2 separate regions of the Homo sapiens genome follow, and region 2 is linked to region 1. Evidence: chromatin contacts called from ENCODE Hi-C or POLR2A ChIA-PET data. All regions are on one chromosome and are shown on one strand. The core of a region is the stretch at or near the end of the contact, and the rest is flanking DNA. Distances in the headings are between cores, read along the strand shown.

The links. Hi-C counts contacts between places; a loop is a spot of excess contacts on that map. ChIA-PET counts read pairs that join two places held with the same protein, here RNA polymerase II (POLR2A). Pooled maps may share reads with other maps.
Region 2: a loop to region 1 is called in a map of IMR-90, with 2.8 times the contacts of the local background. The contact joins two enhancer-like sites. A Hi-C loop is called at or near these places in 3 of 168 maps with a recorded cell type or tissue (CD8-positive, alpha-beta T cell, IMR-90 and psoas muscle), 2 of 37 single-sample maps with no recorded cell type and 3 of 50 pooled maps. POLR2A ChIA-PET finds 5 or more read pairs at or near these places in 5 of 52 experiments (AG04449, HepG2, OCI-LY7 and 2 more).

What each region holds. Positions count from the first base shown.
Region 1 is chr9:95,770,696-95,774,367 of GRCh38, reverse strand. The region is part of intron 2 of LOC105376161 (a long non-coding RNA gene); the gene reads right to left. Among named protein-coding and RNA genes, the nearest start is that of ERCC6L2, 100 kb to the left of the region's middle. RefSeq lists enhancers at 817-1,774, 1,696-1,865. Within about 2 kb of position 1,729, at least 11 of the 41 ENCODE cell types and tissues checked have a DNase peak (open chromatin) inside an H3K27ac peak, as active enhancers do.
Region 2 is chr9:95,722,631-95,726,302 of GRCh38, reverse strand. No RefSeq gene overlaps it. Among named protein-coding and RNA genes, the nearest start is that of ERCC6L2, 150 kb to the left of the region's middle. RefSeq lists an enhancer at 1,719-1,818. Within about 2 kb of position 1,627, at least 3 of the 41 ENCODE cell types and tissues checked have a DNase peak (open chromatin) inside an H3K27ac peak, as active enhancers do.

The DNA of each region.
Region 1 (3,672 bases), core at 480-2,979:
CCTGCATCTGCTTCTTAATCGTCTTCAGCTGAACAATCCTTCGTATTTGAGGATGGCATATTCTGATCTCCTAAGAGCTCACAGAAGGTATTCAGTAAATGCTTGTCAAATGAATGCATGACCAAGAGAAAGTCCCACCACTAGGTGCACAGGAACTCGTAGGTGGGAATTTTCTCCCTCAAATTCCTTAAAATAATTATCAACATCATTATCTTACATTCATTTAATCAATGTGCAAGATATCATACTGGTAAGCAATTTGTGAATGTTGTCTTTTAATCTCACAAGAATTGTATCAGCTGATTACTATTATTGTTGTTGTTGTTGTTGTTGTTATACCTGTTTTACAGATGAGGAAACTGGGCTCAGAGAAGCTAAGCTAATTGGCCAAGCCAGAACACAAAGCTCTGTCAGTCTGTCTGCAATGCTACCTGCATCCTTAACCCTTGTGGTAACTGTGATGGTTTAAGGCAAAAACAAGTAAGTAAAGAGCGCAGCGTAGCCCTTACTATTCATGCTTGCTGCACTGAGAAGCCTTCCAAAAGCCTGAGCCCTTAAAAGAATATGTGGGGCCCGTAGGGCTGATCATGCAGGGACCACCTTTTGCCAACCGAGAATGAATAACCCAGATATCCAGCTTTCTTGATATCTGCAAGTCTAGAAGCACTTTATACTGCTTTCAAATTATTTGTTAAAGCACAATAATTCACATTGTGTAGCATTTTACGGTGACTAAATGTTCTGACGAACATCAGCCTAATCACAGAACTGTCTTGTAAGGTAGTTGGGCTGTCGTATTATTCTTCCTGTTCTCCAGAGGAGGACACTGAGGCCCACAAAGCTTGTGACTCTGCTGGGCAGAGGCCGAACAGGGCCCGCCCTTCCTTCACACTACGCTTGTCTTGGTTAGCATGTTACCTTTCCTTTGTCCCTCACCCACCCTCTTCCGCAAAGCAAGCTATGGGGAAATTATGATAGATTAGCCTTTACAGAGGGAAAACCAAATAATGCTAGGTTCCAAAATATTATTTTGAAAAGTTTTTTAAAGGCATCCAGTCCTGTTAGCTAAGAAAGCTGTAAAAAAAATAAACCACAAGAGTTTAGTGGTTTGAATTCAGCTGAGGCTGGGAAAAATGCCATCGATGGCTTTTACTTCGGTGGCCAAGCTGCCTACATTTTTCTAGCAACTTCGGGAGTTGGCCAATATTCACATCTGAAAAACCATCTTGGGCCCTGAGAAACCTCCTGCTTGCCCAGCTCCACAGACAGAAAGACTGTGATGGGGCCCAAAACAGGATTGGCTGAGATCAAGGTCGCGGAAGCTGGCAGAGCAGGTGGGCTGCACGTTGTGACGCCAGCGGGGACCCACACCGGGCACCCACAGGATGAGGGTTTCAGCGGGTGCCAGTCCCACGCCCAACACCCTGTCCTTTATTCCTCTCTCTTCAAACCGGCTGGATCTCGAGCCCACTCACCTGAACGCTGAACTTTTTAGTTGAAAATTTACCAGATACGAACAGGGAGTTTTTGTACTGGGTGTTTATTTCCTGGACCATGGGTACTGCCGGTCGGGGATGGGAAGAGGATGACAAAGCAGCAAACAAAAAGATTTTACAGCCGCCCACCTGCCGAGGACTCCAGCGAAAGCTTGAGTTGCTGAGGATTACTGAGAGGCCGGGGGCTGCCATCGGAGCTAGCAGCCGGAGGGCAGAGAGAGTGGAGTGCTCAGTGCAGCGGGCGGAGGCTGGGAAGAGCTGTCCCGGGCTGTTTTCAGGAGCAGCTGCTCAGCTTCAGCGGCCTCTTCCCTGGGCTGACAGGGCCACAGGCATCGAAAACCCGGCCTAGCCCAACCTCTGCCGGCCAAACAGCCCTCATAAAACCACAGACTCCTTTTAAAAAGCAATAAAAGGAGCCATGCCCAGAACACCAGATCAGGGCAGGACATGGGGTGAAGATGTCTGAGGCAGAGAACTGGGGGAAACAGTTCCAGGAACCTGCGTCTGTGTGCGTGGTGGTGGTGGCGGGGGGCATGGTGTGTGTGTGTGTGTGTGTGTGTGTGTGTGTGTAGAGAGAGAGAGAGAGTTCTTCTTGTAGGGGGAAACCAAGTGAGATGATAGACTCTGGTGAATGGCAGACAATAATTCCACTGTCTCCTGCCCCTCCTGTGGCCTAGTGTCCAGCCCAGGTACACGGGCCCTGCAAAGCGCCCCCTCCTCCCAGCCCCTCCCCTCCTGCCTTCCTGGCCCTGAATGCCCGGGACCACTCAGGCCTTCATCCATACTTGCAAACGGCAGCAGCCACCTCTTGTTTCCCGGCACTGTCGGAGAAGGCTGGGACACTCTGGACAGTCTTTTGGGCACCTTCCAAAACTATGTGTGCAAAAAGAAACAGGGCTTTTAAAAGAGACCTTTAAGAATGAGGGCTCCCTCACCTTCCCTGAATAGGAACAGACTAAGAAATCTCTTCTGCAGCTTCTTTGGGTTTCTCTTTGGAGAGATGTGTTTCCCCTGGCTGTCTGTCGGCAGGAGGGAGGTTTGGAAAGCCTGCAGGATAAGCAACAGTGGGAACACTGCGCATTCACCCGCAGGAGGCCACCCACGGAGACTGCGGGGAACACACACACACTCACACACACAAATACGCGCAAACACAAAGAAACCTCCATTCAGCCCATCTCTCAACATGAAGCAAACGCATGGCAAACATTGCAAAATCTCGGTTTTGCTGGGGAGGCCGCCGGGCCTTTAGATGGGTATTAACGCAATTGGTAGACATTAACCCGTTGTGTGCCGCCTGCTGGTTTATTCTCCAGCTGAGAATGAAGGGAGAAGCTGGGTTTTAAGAAAGTCTCAGAAGCAAACGATGTCATGGCGAACACTGTATACAATTCAGGGAGAGAAGCAGCACACCAAACTGAGTATTTGAATAATACTAAAATAAAGTTAATATCACATTTTTAATGATTCCAATTGCAACACTGATTATTCAATATTAATCCCAACTTTAATAGAAGTATAAGATGCTACCAAGAAAGACACTAAATTGCAGTTGTGGAATTATTAGCTCGGGGCTTCTCAAACTTGAACAGGCACACAACCCTCTGGGGGTCTGGGAAAAACACAGATTCGGATTCCGAGGTCTGCAGCGGGGGCACTCCTAACAAGCGCCCAGGTGGTGATGACGCTGAGACTAGCAAGGTGTGGGTAAATTTTTTTCTTCTTTATAGTATAGCTTTTGGTATCTTACAATCTTCTGTAATGACCATGTTACTACTTAGGCAATCATGAAAATATTTTCCTTTTGAAGATAAGGTATTTGTAGATTAAGTTCCATGCCTCATCTGACCAGTGCCTGGAGCGCTAGGGTATGAGGCTTATCAACAGGAAGGGCAATTCAGAGCTTTGATTCTCAGCCTAGAGTGGGGGTCTCCAGGGAATCCCCGGGAAGCTTTACAAAGCATTTGCCCCCTGGGGACTTGTCAGAATCTGGGGGAGAGGAGGGCTGTGTAATTGGAGAGCTCCCTGGACCACACACCACGCCAGTTGCCCAGGCCTGAGCGCCACTACTGCAGACTTCCCACTTTGCTGTCCTGTGTCGCATACCTCAGTCTGTTCGGATCCAGGCCTGCTCTGTAGCTGTCACTGGAGTGGCTGAGTGCAGGGTAAGAAATAT
Region 2 (3,672 bases), core at 378-2,877, 48 kb after region 1:
TTTACTGCAGGACATCTCAGGACTTTTATTCAGGTGCCTTGTAAATTCCTCGAGTTATTCTCTCATAGAAAACACACACACTTTTTTTGGACTCCTGGGGAAATATGATCTACGGAGCCTCAGGGCTGTGAAATATCTCAGTATCTCACCCCCAGTCATTCTTAGAGCAGCACCCAAGCCCCCTGATCCTCCATCCGTTTCTCTGCGTGCTGTGTTATGCTGCACCGTAAAATTGATTCCCATTCTTTTCAACTCTGGTCTTATCCGTCAACCCATCCACCATTTTGTGCTCTATGGATAAATGTAGCAATGTGCAGGAGGAAAAGCAGGAATAAAAGAAGGGGAAGGATAAATTAGAGGAAAAAAGAAGAGAAGGTACAAGGAGAACTTTGCACTCATGTAGAAGTGGGAACTTGAAAATAAAACAACAAAATGGTGACCTGATTGTCTTCCATGCTTTCCTTATCAAGCAGAGAACTGGTGAATTGGTCACAGTGATCATTCACATCGGACCATTAATGCGCTGGCTCAAGTGGTCCAAATTACTACCCCATGTTGATGGACACATAACACCCATTCCTTCAATTAGTGGGCAGGTTACAGACAGCTTCCATATACATCCCCGCTGGGCTCTTCACGACTCTTGGCAGTGTGTCTTTAGTGGTGGGGTCTGTGCTCTTCAAAGGGAGTCCATCTACCATAAGCATTTTCCAGGGGAACGTTTGGTTATTGAAAACACCATGTTGTCTGGCATTTATGCCTTTTCCACCAAATGATTTTGGGTTTGCCCCACTGGGGGCTGGATTATTCCATTGTCAACCTATGTGGTTCTAGGTTCGAGTTGGCAAAAGTGACTCTGCATGATATTTAGGAGGCAGAAGAGAAACCACAGCCACTATGTCCTGAAGGTCATTGTTGAGTGTGGGGCCAGAAGTGCTAGAGAGTTCCAGTGTGTCCTCACCCCTTCCCACTCCATACCCAGCTGTCCTTCCAACCAGCAGCGCTGCTGCCCAATGGTAATGCCAGCCCCCCACCAGAGGCACTGCTGTGGCCTGACACAGGCAGTAGCTTCAAAGAGCCAATGACCTTTGGACTGATATCAACCCCTTGTCAACTTCTCAGTGCAGATGCTCCATGTGCTTCGATTCAAGACTTCCTGCAAACTCTGACTCAGTCACCAGCACCAGGGCTGCCTAATGACTTTTCTCCAAATATTAAACGCCCATTTTCAGGCGCTTGCTTCCTTCCCCATCTTTGCCCACAAGGTCTAATATCTATATTAAATGTTTAGTTCTAAAATATTCATAGTGAGTCTGCTTCTCTGAGCCCTGTCTGATACACCTATGAACTCTGGCTGTTATGTTCTTCTGCTCACAGTCTGGGGTTTCCTGTTGAGACATCCTAATATCGGATTCTGGTTGTACCTCACTCGGCTTTCCTTTGGGCAGATGGTGCCCAGAGTGAAAGAAGCGTTCACTGCTCTTTGAACTACTGCTCTTTTATCTTTATTTCCCTTTACTTTTGCTTTGATCCTCCTGTCCAGGAAGTGGCATCTTTAGACACCGCTTCCTGCCACAAGCCCAAGACTTACTCTATTTCTCACTCTCTCACCAGTGTTTGACAAAGGTTGCTAGTCATAAAGAAAGCAGGTCACTGAATGCTATATTTATACTACTACAGAATTTAAGGCAGTATGAAGAAGGCTTTGCTTTATGTGGCTGGAAACTTAAAGTCTGGGTTTGTAGTGGAAATAAAGATAAAAGAGCAGTAGTTCAAAGAGCAGTGATCTTTCTTGTTGGAGCCATGAGAACAATTAATTATAGGTTGTAGGTTAGCCTGGTTTGGGTGCTAATTTCTAGCTCATAGTCATATGTGAACGCTTCTTTTCAATCTCAGTACGGTGGCGGAATGCTAGTTTCTAAACATCCTTGGGATGATCATATGGTCATAAAATCCTTGGCAATAAATAAGTGCTCTGATCTTTTTAGAGTTAATGCACTGTATACAATGTGTTTTAAAGGAGGGGGGATATGGGATGTTTTATTAGTGCAATGTTTCTGGGCGTGTACTTTTGACTTTCTATTGGCAGTGCTGTAGGGGTAGAAGTTAACTGGTAAAAAACCAATAGCAACATAAAGTAATTCTTGTCAGAGAATCATGGAAATGATTCCAGCTCATTACAATGCAAACGGATTTGACCTGGTAGAGATTAAATTTATTTTCATCTAATAGAAAAGCTAACCCCCAAACATTACAGTTTATTACTGTCTAGAATGTTAATCAGTTTACATTTGTTGGCAAGTTTATTTCAGCATTCTTTTGACTGACCATATAAATCTGTTTCTTTCAATAATTTCAACTTTTATTTTAGATTCAGGGGTACACATGCAGGTTTGTTACATGGGTATATTGCATGACACTGAGGTTTGGGGTGTGAATGGTCCCATCACCCAGGTAGTGAGCATAGTACCCCATAGGCAGTTTTTCAGTCCTTGCCCCACTCCCTCTCTCCCGCCTCTAGTAGTCTCCAGTGTTTACATCTGTTCTTCAAATTCTCTTTTGAACCAGTCTTAACATTTTACTGGTTCCCTCATCAATTAATGAGTCACATACAATTTTGACATGGATATGATTTCTATATCTTTGAGAGTCATGTTTTTAACTTTTTTTTTGAGATGGAGTCTCGCTCTGTCATCCAGGCTGGAGTGCAGTGGCGTGATCTCGGCTCACTGCAACCTCCACCTCCCAGGTTCAAGCGATTCTCCTGCCTCAGCCTGCCGAGTAGCTGGGATTACAGGTGCCTGCTGCCACACCCAGCTAATTTTTGTATTTTTAGTAGAGACAGAGTTTCACCATATTGACCAGGCTGGTCTCAAACTCCTAACCTCAGGTGATCCACCCGCCTCGGCCTCCCAAAGTATTGAGATTACAGGCGTGAGCCACCGTGCCTGGCCTTTAACTTTTTGAAAAGCTCGTTTCATTCACATTTGTTTGTTGTTATTTATGTGATGTTAAGACAACTGAACTTGAGGTTTCAGCTATAAACCCAGTTTCAAAGTACAGCTCCCCTAGTCTTAACTTCTCTTCATATACACTCGGAAACATTTGGATGTCTTAGCACCTAGTATGCCTCGATATTCTAAGCACTATAACACACACCTGGAGAGGTGGGAGGCCCACCTGTACAGGCTAGACCATCCATCTGGGCTTGGCTCTCCTGACACTGATGAGGTCATGCAGAAACTCCTGGGATTTGGAGCACCAAATCTCTCAGTTCTTCCTTTAGGATACAATGGTAAGAAGAGGGGACCGGGCAACCACTGTTGACTTATTAAAGTGGAACCAATGGTTAAGAAGTAGCACAGGATTTATATTATCAAAACAGATAAAGAAAATAAACAAATCAAGCACACAATTGCACAAGGGAACTAAAACCATGAAGATTCATTCCTAATTTCTCTCTTTGCCTGTCTAATGGATCTTATTATCCAGTTCTTTACCAGACTTACTTATGATCGGGCATTGTCCAGTCTTTCTACGGAGGTCCCTTGAGGTGGAGGGATCTTCCACAGTGCCTCACATCCCAGTTTTCTTGCAGTCTCTGCCCCTCCCTTCTTCCACATCCCTGAAGGTGACCTGCTCTTTCTCTATTGTCTGGAAAGTTCAGCATGT